2 separate regions of the Homo sapiens genome follow, and region 2 is linked to region 1. A link is an interaction called in ENCODE POLR2A ChIA-PET data of the cell type or tissue named here. Cell type or tissue: PC-3. All regions are shown on one strand. Each heading gives the region's core, and the rest is flanking DNA. Links, peaks and the distances in the headings are about the cores only.

Evidence for each region. ChIA-PET counts read pairs that join two places held together with the same protein. Peaks named below come from ENCODE experiments on the same cell type or tissue, not always from the same donor. Only the 100,000 strongest peaks of a DNase experiment are listed, where the experiment ranks them.
Region 2: POLR2A ChIA-PET joins it to region 1 with 9 read pairs; 1 of 35 experiments calls an interaction of 5 or more read pairs at or near these places.

The regions. Positions count from the first base shown.
Region 1 is chr14:102,019,452-102,021,951 of GRCh38, reverse strand. DYNC1H1 (dynein cytoplasmic 1 heavy chain 1) reads right to left here. Exons shown (of 78, transcript NM_001376.5): 42 at 1,896-2,059. Among named protein-coding and RNA genes, the nearest start is that of DYNC1H1, 56 kb to the right of the region's middle. In PC-3, for the core only: no CTCF peak of the experiment used is centred there; a DNase peak (open chromatin) is centred at 1,241; H3K27ac peaks cover 1,906 bases.
Region 2 is chr14:101,405,040-101,412,711 of GRCh38, reverse strand. LINC00524 (long intergenic non-protein coding RNA 524) reads left to right here and starts at 4,790. Exons shown (of 2, transcript NR_126006.1): 1 at 4,790-4,969; 2 at 6,488-6,725. RefSeq lists enhancers at 3,003-3,724, 3,725-4,448, 4,449-5,170. In PC-3, for the core only: no CTCF peak of the experiment used is centred there; a DNase peak (open chromatin) is centred at 4,061; H3K27ac peaks cover 1,092 bases.

The DNA of each region.
Region 1 (2,500 bases), core at 1-2,500:
GCTGGTCTCAAGCTGTAATCCCAGCACTCTGGGAGGGCAGAGGCAGGCGGATCACTTTAAGTCAGGAGTTCAAGACTAGCCTGGCCAATGTGGTGAAACCCTGTCTCTACTAAAAATATAAAAATCAGCCAGGCGTGGTGGCACATGTCTGTAATCCCAGCTACTCTGGGGGCTGGGGCACAAGAATTGCTTTGAACCCAGGAGACGGAGATTGCAGTGAGCTGAGATCATGCCATTGCACTCTAGCCTGGGTGACAAAGCGAGACTCTTGTCTCAAAAAAAAAAAAAAAAAAAAGAAAAAGAAAAAAGAAATGGGAACTGTGATGTGTGTAGTTTTAGAGGTGTAAGACTTACTACAAGGCAAGCAGGCGAGACTGTGACTGCGCTGCTGTGTGAGGACCTTTTGAGAAGCTGACTGTAAGATCTCCTATGCAGGCTACCAGGTGAGGGTCTAGTGAAGGCAGGTATATACTTACTGAAGCCAATCTGAATTTGTAAGCACAACTGCTGTTGCGACATTTGAATTTAAACAAAATTCTCTGTGGTACTAGAAATCTGTGAAAACTATATTGTGGGAGACAGGGTCTTGCTCTGTCACTCAGGCTGGAATGCAGTGGCACGATCATGGCTCACTGTAGCTGCAGCCTCCCAGGCTCAATCGATCTTCCTGTCTCAGCCTCCCAAGTAGCTGGGACTACAGGTACACGTCACCACACCTGGCTAATTTTTTATTTTTTGTAGAGATGGGGGTCTCACTATGTTGGTCAGGCTGGCCTTGAACTCCTGGGCTCAATGATCCTCCTGCCTCGACCTTCCAAAGTGCTGGGATTATAGATGTGAACCACTATGCCCAGCCAATTTTTTTTTAATTGAAAAGGGGAGAGTGAAGGTAGCTGACATAGCAACAATAACAAAAGACTGTTTAAAAAGCAGCAGAACTCCAATAAGAAATAAAAACAGGGCTGCCACAGCCAACATACTCTGCACTCTGCCTTGCCTGCTCATCTCTTACAGTGGCTGTCAGTAATGTACCCGGTGTTGCCCAAGAATGCCAAGGACTCGGGTTGGAAACCCAGTGATTACAACTAGGCAGTATTCTGAGACTCCTTGTACAGTAATGACAGGAAAAACTGCAGGATGACACCTGGTCCAGAGGCACAGCTGCCAAACACTTAAGCATTTCTTAGTCTGGAGGGAACCATCTGCCAAGTCATCTTACTGCAATTCAAACCACAAAACCTTCCACAGTTGATGCCGATCAGTCATCCGTTAGCAATTTTTTCCCTTAAGTATTGGTCACTTAACTAGAAAAACTCAAAACTTACAAGACAAGAATTGATCCAAGTGGGCAACAGGTAAAAGAGAAAACCAGTGCCCCAGAGCTGCAGCTGCAAAGCCTTTGATGAGAACACAGACTGAGAAACAGGAAGAGGGGTGGTGGTTACGGAACACGCACACTGGGCAGTTGTTGGGAGACCTTTTAACTCAGCAGTGAACCCGTGCTCTGGTAAGGTTATCACAGGCAGCTGCTACCTTTTGTGGTCCCACCTGACAGTTTAAAAGGTTTATTAAAGTGCCCCGTTTTTTGACTTCTATGATGTATCTTTAAAAAAAAAAGTACCCTGTTCACAGCCACAAGGTTTATGAAAGTGCCTTGTGTAAGCAGACAGTGGTGGGCCAGCCGGTGCATTCAGCGCACTGTGACTTTGTTACCCTGGGGCAACTGTGACCAGTGTCCAGACGGGAGGCTGCCCTGGCTGACTCTGCTCCTTCCACCACTGGCACCACCTGGCTCTAACTTAGGCAGACCACCCCTGCAAAGACCCCAGCTTCGACAGCTGTAAGAACTCAGAGCAGGGGAGAATGGGACCAACTGGATCCTCGGCTTCCCTTACCTATCTTGGAAGAGACGCAGAGCTTCATGTGCCCAAATCCGAATGAGGCCTTCAACAGGCAGGGTCTCCAGAGGTCTCAGCGCTTCAAAGATGCCTCTCACCCACCTAGTCATTTCACGGGGTGAATAGATATAGTGAGGTTGTGTATCCTGGGTGAATCTCTCCTATGGCAATGAGAAAAATGGAAGGTACACGTAAATATCTTAAGACACAGAGAAGTGGTCAAAAGGTAAAATGTGGCAAAACATGTTTACATTAAAGAACCTAGACCCTGAAATATTTAAGAAGATAGCTGGACATGGTGGTGGGTGCCTGTAGTCCCAGCTACTAGGGAGGCTGAGGCAGAAGAATCGCTTGAACCCAGGAGGCGGAGGTTGCAGTGAGCCGAGACTGCGCCACTGCATTCCAGCCTTGGCGACAGAGTGAGACTCCGTCTCCAAATGAGTAAACAATGTTGGAACAATTGGATAAATAACTGTCCAGAACAAAGTTAGATTCAAGCTGCTCACTTTATGCTGAAATACATTATATTTAACGATTTAAATATTTAAACAATGAAACTACAAAAAATCCTTCTGAAAATACTTAAAAGCAAATTAAATACT
Region 2 (7,672 bases), core at 3,034-5,533, 610 kb after region 1:
AAAATCTTGGCCTTTCTGTCTCAATTTAGCCTTCCTTAAAAAGGTTACATGTGGATCTAACTTGGATTCAGCCAAGTCCTTAGGCAAAAATTAAAGGATATTAAAAAATGTATTCCTCAAGAAGTGCCACAGAATCAAATCCTCAAAAGCTCACCAGATGATGTTATTGCAAACAAGTAGTCCACTAGATGTGTGAAACTACAAAAATACCAGGATGGGTTATGTGTTTCTGAACTGGTACCTGACAAGGACTTTGACAGCCATATGCACTGGGAAGACGGAGATGCTGTTGCCATGGAAGGCACGCCTGCTCTAGATACTGTCCAGCTTTTCAGTTAATGTGCATTGAGGGGAACCGCAAATCCCTAATAAGCCACAGCCTAGCATGGAGTTCCCAATTACCTGCCCACTAAAGAATGACCTTGTGCTTCTGTTGTAGAGCGTTCTCTTTTGGGGCCCCTGAAAGTCATGGGGCTGTTCATTCCATAGAGAAATAATTAGCCAATGCAATATGTCATTTTACATATCCATAACAAAGTGATTCTTGCAGCTTTTCATTTAGTGAGTTTATGAGAGGCTGATGTTAGTGAACTGAGAAGTAAAATATATTTATATGTGAAATACGACTTCTCCAATTCTTTGGCGGGGGAGCTGAACAAACCCCTGAGTGCACCCCAAGCACAGTGCAGCTGGAGAGCAGACGTTGCGCCCAGTTTGTTTGGATCTGGCTGATTCCAGCTCCATCAAGGTCATGTGCTGGTTGGGGGAAGTGGTGAATATTACAGTCCTGGCATCTGCAAAAACGGTTTTGATGAAGTCCTAGGATGAGCCTCGAAGGACATCGGTATAGCACGTGGCAGCTGATATGGCGAAGCTGCTGGGAAGGCCACCCGTCTTGGGCCTGAGCCTGCAGAGACTCCAACCAGCTCCTGCTTGGAGAGTGCAGAGACTGGCCCCGAAAATGCCCATCTGCGTGAAAAGTCTGGCTGTTTCTCACTGACCATGATGACTAGCCTGCTGTGGGGGCTGGGCATTACTAGGTTAAACTGTGGCTGTTAAGCCTCGTGAGTGCTGATGAACACGCTGTTCTTCAAAGCGAGTGGTGGTAACATGTGGCAGGCAGGGGGACCCATGCCAAGAGCTGTGGTGCGTGGGCATTCACGCTGAGGCCCATGGTCTTCCTTTGCACCCTTGCTTGGTGGGAGGTTTAAGAAAGACTTACTGTGTTTGTTTTCTCGGTGACTCTTGGGGCTGGGGGCAAGAGGAGCAGGGTTTGAGCCTGCACTGGTTTGTCGAACGCCCCCGTCCAACACCCCATGGCAGAACCCCCATCAGGCTCGTATTGAATCCCAGACCCTCTCTCTGGTCCCTGCCCACGGTGAGCAGAAGGAGGGCAGCCTACTTCCCAAGTCAAACACTCCCCAGGACTGGGTTTCAGCACCTTGATAGAACAGGGCTTCCCATCCTTGGCTTTTGGTGACATCTTGGGGCGTCTTCGGTCAAGTCAAAGGAGCTTTCAAAATGAATTTTGACTTGCTTGTGAACATTCCTGAACTTTGAAAGAAGGATGCGTGTCCTAAAATCCAATGACTGTGTCAGGTGGGTGTGGAGATGAGTGAGGCATTTGTGGAGTGGTGCTTTGCTTACAGTTTCACTGGGCGCCACGTGAAATCGTGGGGTCAGCAGGAGCTTGGGTCAATCTTGGGTTTGACCCCTGGTTCTCTCACTGCTGGTAACTCTGGCAAGTTCTTTACATCTCTGCCCTTCAGTTTTTGAATCTATAGAGTAGGTGTCATAATACATTCCTGGAGAGTTGAGAGGGTTAAAATGTGATGCACACAGAAGGTTCCAGCACACAGTAGGTGCTTCAGAAATGGTACCTTTTTCCACTGTTATTATTAGCAAAATATCAACCTCCCTCAATGCTTGTCCTTATTCAGTCTAAAACATCCTGCACAGATTCTGAAAATACTCTCTGGTATAGGCAGATAATTGGAGAAGAATGGGGCCCCCTGAACAAAGAGGAAACAGACCCACAGAAATAAATTCCCACAACTTGTCTGCATGAACAATAGAGAAGTCTTTCAAGATCTTCCCAGTTCCCTTCAACTTTATAAGGAGGATGCTTGTCCCCCAGGGAGCCGGTGGCCCTTTTGAGAAGAAAGCCACAGACAGAAACTTAAGTGGATTTAAATGTAAGCAGGACCAGAAAGAAAACAGAATTTCCTCTTCAAGGCTTAGGAAAACAATTAGAGATAAACGAGGCCAGAAAGCAAAGCTAATAACAAGATGAAGACTTTCAGCCACTTCATGAATGCTATTGAAAGGGGAAGCAAGAGAAACCCCACCCGAGTCACCCTGACCTTGCCGTAGACTTTCTGGTTTCTTGTAACTCCTACCCTTGCCTCCTGGGGGCTTTTCAACTTAGCTGCTCCATGGAAATGTTTGTTCTGCTGCTGAGCAGAAGATGCTACCTCTGGAGGCCACAGTGGGCTGGGGACAGACCCTTTCATCTCTCTGCGACTCTCCTGCTATGGCTCAGGCTGGGGCTCCTCCGGGACTTTCACTAACAGGACTTGGAAGTGGGAAATTTGCTCCTCTTTAAGAAGAAAGGGTGCATGATGTTTGTCCTCAGTAGCAGAGATATCACTTTTCTTCTTCTTTTTTTTGAGACAGGGGCTTGCTCTGTCACTCAGGCTGGAGTGCAGTGGTATGATTTCGGCTCACTGCAGTCTCAACCTCCCAGGCTCAAGCGATCCTTCCACCCCAGCCCCCAGAGTAGCTGGGACTACAGGCGCACCCCACCACACCCGGCTAACCTTTTTATCTTTTGTAGAGATGAGGTCTTGCTACATTGCCCAGGCTGAGATCAGTTTTGACTCCTGATGGGACACAGGAGAAGAAACATTCTGGTGCCTGCCATAACAGATTGATGTCTACCTAAGCATCATGGTTTCTGTCTCCTGGAGCTCGTAGGGAAAGAAGAGGGATGGCTGAGAGCAGGTGGCTTTCTCTCAGGGGAGGGCCTCTGCTCTGGGTGGCTGTTCTCGGCTGGGTTTAGACCCTCTTCCTCTGGGCTTGCGTTGTCCTTGACTAGGCTTTCCTGACTATGGCATGGGCAAGTGCAGGCCACACCGTGTCATTTTTGGTTTAAGTCATCTGAGTGTGAGCACCCTTGAAGATAGGGCCACGTTTCAAGTTTGAGGCACAGATCCTGGCTCCGCGTTGATGCTTGATTACATTTCCTGACTGGACCATGGAGGAATCTGGCCTCTCATTCCTGGGGATGGGAAAGTGCCCTTCGGATCTTCCGAGGAGTCTGAGAAGCAAAGGCAAAAGCTGGTTTCTCACCATATTCTTTTCTTGCCGTGTCAGCGTTTGCAGCTGTGGCTTTTATGGCCACGCCAGGAGGGGCCTCGTGAGGCTGGCAGAGGCCCTGGTGCCGTGGCCAGCCCCATGCTGTTAAGCAAAGCATGGCCTGTCCACGCTTTGGTGCCTGCACACCGTCCGTCCCGTGGATCTCGGCTCGTGGTGTACCGAGCTGACCCTGTCTTCGGATTCCATTGCCACTTGACTGTGGAGGTGGTGACTCTGACAGTTCTTCAGCTCAATGACCATTTGTTGTGCAAAAGTGACCCCCGGGATCCTCCACTCATCCTGAGGATGACAAAGCATGTTTTAAATAACCACTGCCAAATCAACTCAACACAATAGGGCAACCAAGACACAGCAAACAAGTCATAAAACAATTTAGCAAGGAGGCCAGCAGGAAAATTAATGTCAGTGGCTGTCTGTTCTGAACGTCTCGCACCGCTCCATGCTTCAGAGAAGGGAGAAAGCAGAACATCACAGTTCGCCAATCCAAGGCAGCCTGGTAGGACCTGCCATTCCGTGACCCCTAACCAATGGATATATTCATTACACCGAAGACTGGAAGGAACCACAAAATGGGATACATATTTAAGGAACTATGCACACAACTGGGTTTATTTTTCTTATCTGATTTTTTTTGTTTCTGGTGCAACATGAGTACTGTTGAATACTTGGCAGCTGGCTTTCCATACTTGAGTTGTTTGTCATTTCTGGGGCTGCTGATGCTGTTATGATTTCCCTTTCGGGAGGAATTTACAGGCACATGTTGACCCAGCTGAATGGGAACAGGGAGCAACAGGGAGTTTATGAACAGGGACCATCACCTCCTGGAGAGCGCGCATTCTTTTTCTGGAGGACGCACCAGCACAAGCTGCTCGCCATGCTGTCAGGCCGGCCATCGAATGCGCTGCTGCTCCAGCCTCCAACACGCAGATCCTCTCCCCTCCTGGCCTTGAAATAAACCTGCCTTTCTTTTCAATAATATCTGGGAGTTGTAGTCGGAGCGCTGTGCTTTATTGTTGGAATACCAGGGACGTTGGCTTTCGGTAGCAACAGTTGCTAGGCAAGGTGCGATTGCCTTGAGAACCCAGCAGAGAGAGGACGGAGGTGAACGGCAAAAGGGTCAGGTGGGAGACAGGCAGATGAGGCTGGCGCAGGGGCTGGGGTGAAGTGTGTGAGGGAGCCCCTGGCCGCTGCTCACCTGCCCTGCCACTGTGTTCTCCTCTCAGCAGCCTGTCTTTCCAACATCCACTCCTGCCTCCTCTCTCCCAAGACCCAGTCCATCTCATTCCCACACAGCCACTCATGGACTCATTTGCTACCTTTTTCAGATGTCTCCAACCTGCCATGGGCTGGGGGTACAGAGAGAAATTGGTGATGGGGTCTGCCTCCCGTGGGAGAGGCAGATACCACAGTCGCAAACCCACTGTGTGCCTGGCGCCCTTGCGGTCATCCCAGATTTTTGCCCACATCCCTCTGTTCCACCCAGAGGCCACCTGCATGCAGGCATGGTGGATGGTTGCTGTGTGCAGTGATGGCCTCCTGGGACCTCTTGCTGGCCACGGAGTTAACCAGGAGGGACCATCAACCTCGGAAGGTTAGGAGCTGTTGGGACAGTTCCGAGCTACATTCCAGGCAGTCTCAGGGATGAGTTCCTGTGTCCCACAGTTGAATGTGCTCCAGGATGAGTCTGTGATTGTCCTTCTTGCCCTCCCTGTCTTGTTCTCCCACATCCTTATGGGCTTCCCGGGCCATCCCCTAAGTATGCGACTTGCAGGTTTGCTTTTGCACAAACCGAGGCAGCAAGTATGCCAGGAAGCTGCCGTGAGCGTGGGGGCAGGCAGCCTGCCTTGCCTGGAGAAGGCGGCTGGCAGAGCCTCTGCAGAGGGTGTGTTTGGTTTGTTTCTAGAAGGGTAATCTCTCCAGGGTGAGAAGGGTGTCCTCCAGGCAGGAAAGAGTGTGGTTTTCAGGAAAACAAGGGTAGGTACATAGGGCAGGGCTCCGTTGGGGCAACACTGGAGAGGCTGGCCAGGGCAGTCAGTGAGGGGCCTGGGCTCCTACATGGAGCCTTTGGAACTCTTTTTTGCTGAAGGTGGGGATCCTTGTGGGTTTACCAGTAAGAGAGGCCCAAGCAGATTGGAGTTTGGGCAAGATTCCCGAGGCAGCAGGCGTGGGGTGCCGGGAAGGCAGGCTGGAGGCCTGGGAGGAGGAGCCGAGCCAGGGGAGGGCAGGTGAGCAAGGAAAGGGACCAGGGAGGAGCGAGAGTGCCAGCAGCTCTTAGAGACCAGGGCACAGGTGGCAGCCACCCAGGTGTCCATGGAGTAATGGACAAACAACCAGAGGATTCTACTTTAAACTGGAAGGAAACCCTGACACGCGCTACAGTACCAGTGAACCTTGAGGCCATTGTGCTGAATGAAATCACCTCTACCCAAAAGGGCTCATTCTGCAGGACTCCACTCTAGACACCCTGAGCAGTCAAATTCATAGACAGAAAGCAGGATGGTGGTGGCCAGGAGCTGGGGGAGGGGAGAAGGGGGGGTTTCTATTGAATGGGGGCTCTGGAGATGGGTGGTGGGGATGGTTGCACAATGGTGTGAATGTACTTGATGCCACTGGAGTATACATGAAAACATGGTTAAAATGGTAAATGTCATGTTTTATAGATGATACCTAAATAGTAATAATTCTAAAAATACTTAGTGGCTGAGTGTGGGGGGGTTAGGGAGAAAGAGAGGAAAGGAGAAGGCAGCACCCCCTCGGAGAAGTCAGACACACAGGCCCAGAGCCCAGCACCCAAGCCCGAGTCCTGGCTTCCTGATCTCTAGCAAACCCCTCAGCTTCCCAGGGCCTCTGTGTTCTCACCTGTGAAAGGGACCATCAGCAGGCCCTACCTCGCTGAGCCGCTCTGAGGAGTAAATGACGTGTTACTGTGGAGAAGCTAGGATGGCATATGGTGGCTAGTAGGATGATTGCTTTGGTGCTCTCTTGTATTGATACATAATATTTTACAGGGTAAAATTTTAAGGGGTACATGTGGGGTTCCATGCACAGAAAGTGTCATGATCAAATCGGGGTGTTTGGGGTGTCCGTGGCCAACTCCTTTCTCCAGCAGGCCCAGCTCCATGATGATGCCTCTCTCCAGAGACCTCCTGACCTCCTGACCTGCACAGCCCGGGAGACCACAGCCCACAGCCGCTGCCCCAGGTGTCCACAAGCATCTCAGCCCCTCCACAGCCCACGCATCTCCTCTTTCATTGGCTCATGGGGAGTGAAGGACAATGTCTGAATTAAATGCCGTGCTTTAAACTGAAAGGGAAACTTAGCAAATAAATGAGAGTAACAACACTAGATCATTGGCCAGTGTGGTTGCAATTCTTCCTTTCCCTCCAGATTTCTGTTTAACCTTTAAATCTCATTTCGGCATGCCTCTTGGTCCTCCTTGGATTGATATTAAGTTGTACACAGGCTACTTCTTGTAAGACGATGAGAACTCTTGCCGATATTTTACAACGTCTTACTCTGAACTTTCCCCTATTCTTTCTGCCTAGATGCATTATTTTCAGGAAATCTATGTTGTAAGACAGAGGTAGGCAAACCAGGGTTGCGGGCCAAGTCCTTCCCACAGCCTGTTTTTGTAAATAAAGTTTTATTGGAATGCAGCCAAGCTTGTTCATTTACACATCATCTATGGCTGCTTCTGTCCTGCCATAGCACTGTTGAGTAGTTGCGACAGAGACCACGTGACCTGCAAAGCCCAAAATATTTACTATCTGACCCATTACAGAAAACGTTGCCAATATCCTGTCGTAAGATATGCTGAAATGTTTAATTCTTTGAGGACTGGGGCACAAAATTATGTATTTTTTTAATCCACCATGCTAAAAGAAGGAAAATTCATTTACTGTAATATGTCCTGTAACGGTCGTGAAGTAATCTCATGAAACTGTGTCCCAGGGCGAATACTAGTATTTTAATGAGTACCTATCAGCAGATTAATGAAATCTGGGAGAGGATGTGAAAAGAAGACAGTGACACATTCCATCACGTTTCTCTGGATCTCACATCTGGGATACAGGCCAGCATGTGAGGTAATCAGATTGAAAGACATCTGGCAATTTTATCTGCATCCTTAAAAGTTTATATGCATACATTTTGGGGGAGGGATCTTTCTGTTTGGGAATTCTTCCTAAATTCAGACATCTTGGTATCAACAATTGTATATATTTTTGCATGTTCCAGTCTAATTCTATGCAAAATGACAGCAGGAATCTGGGACATCATGATGGACAAAAGGACT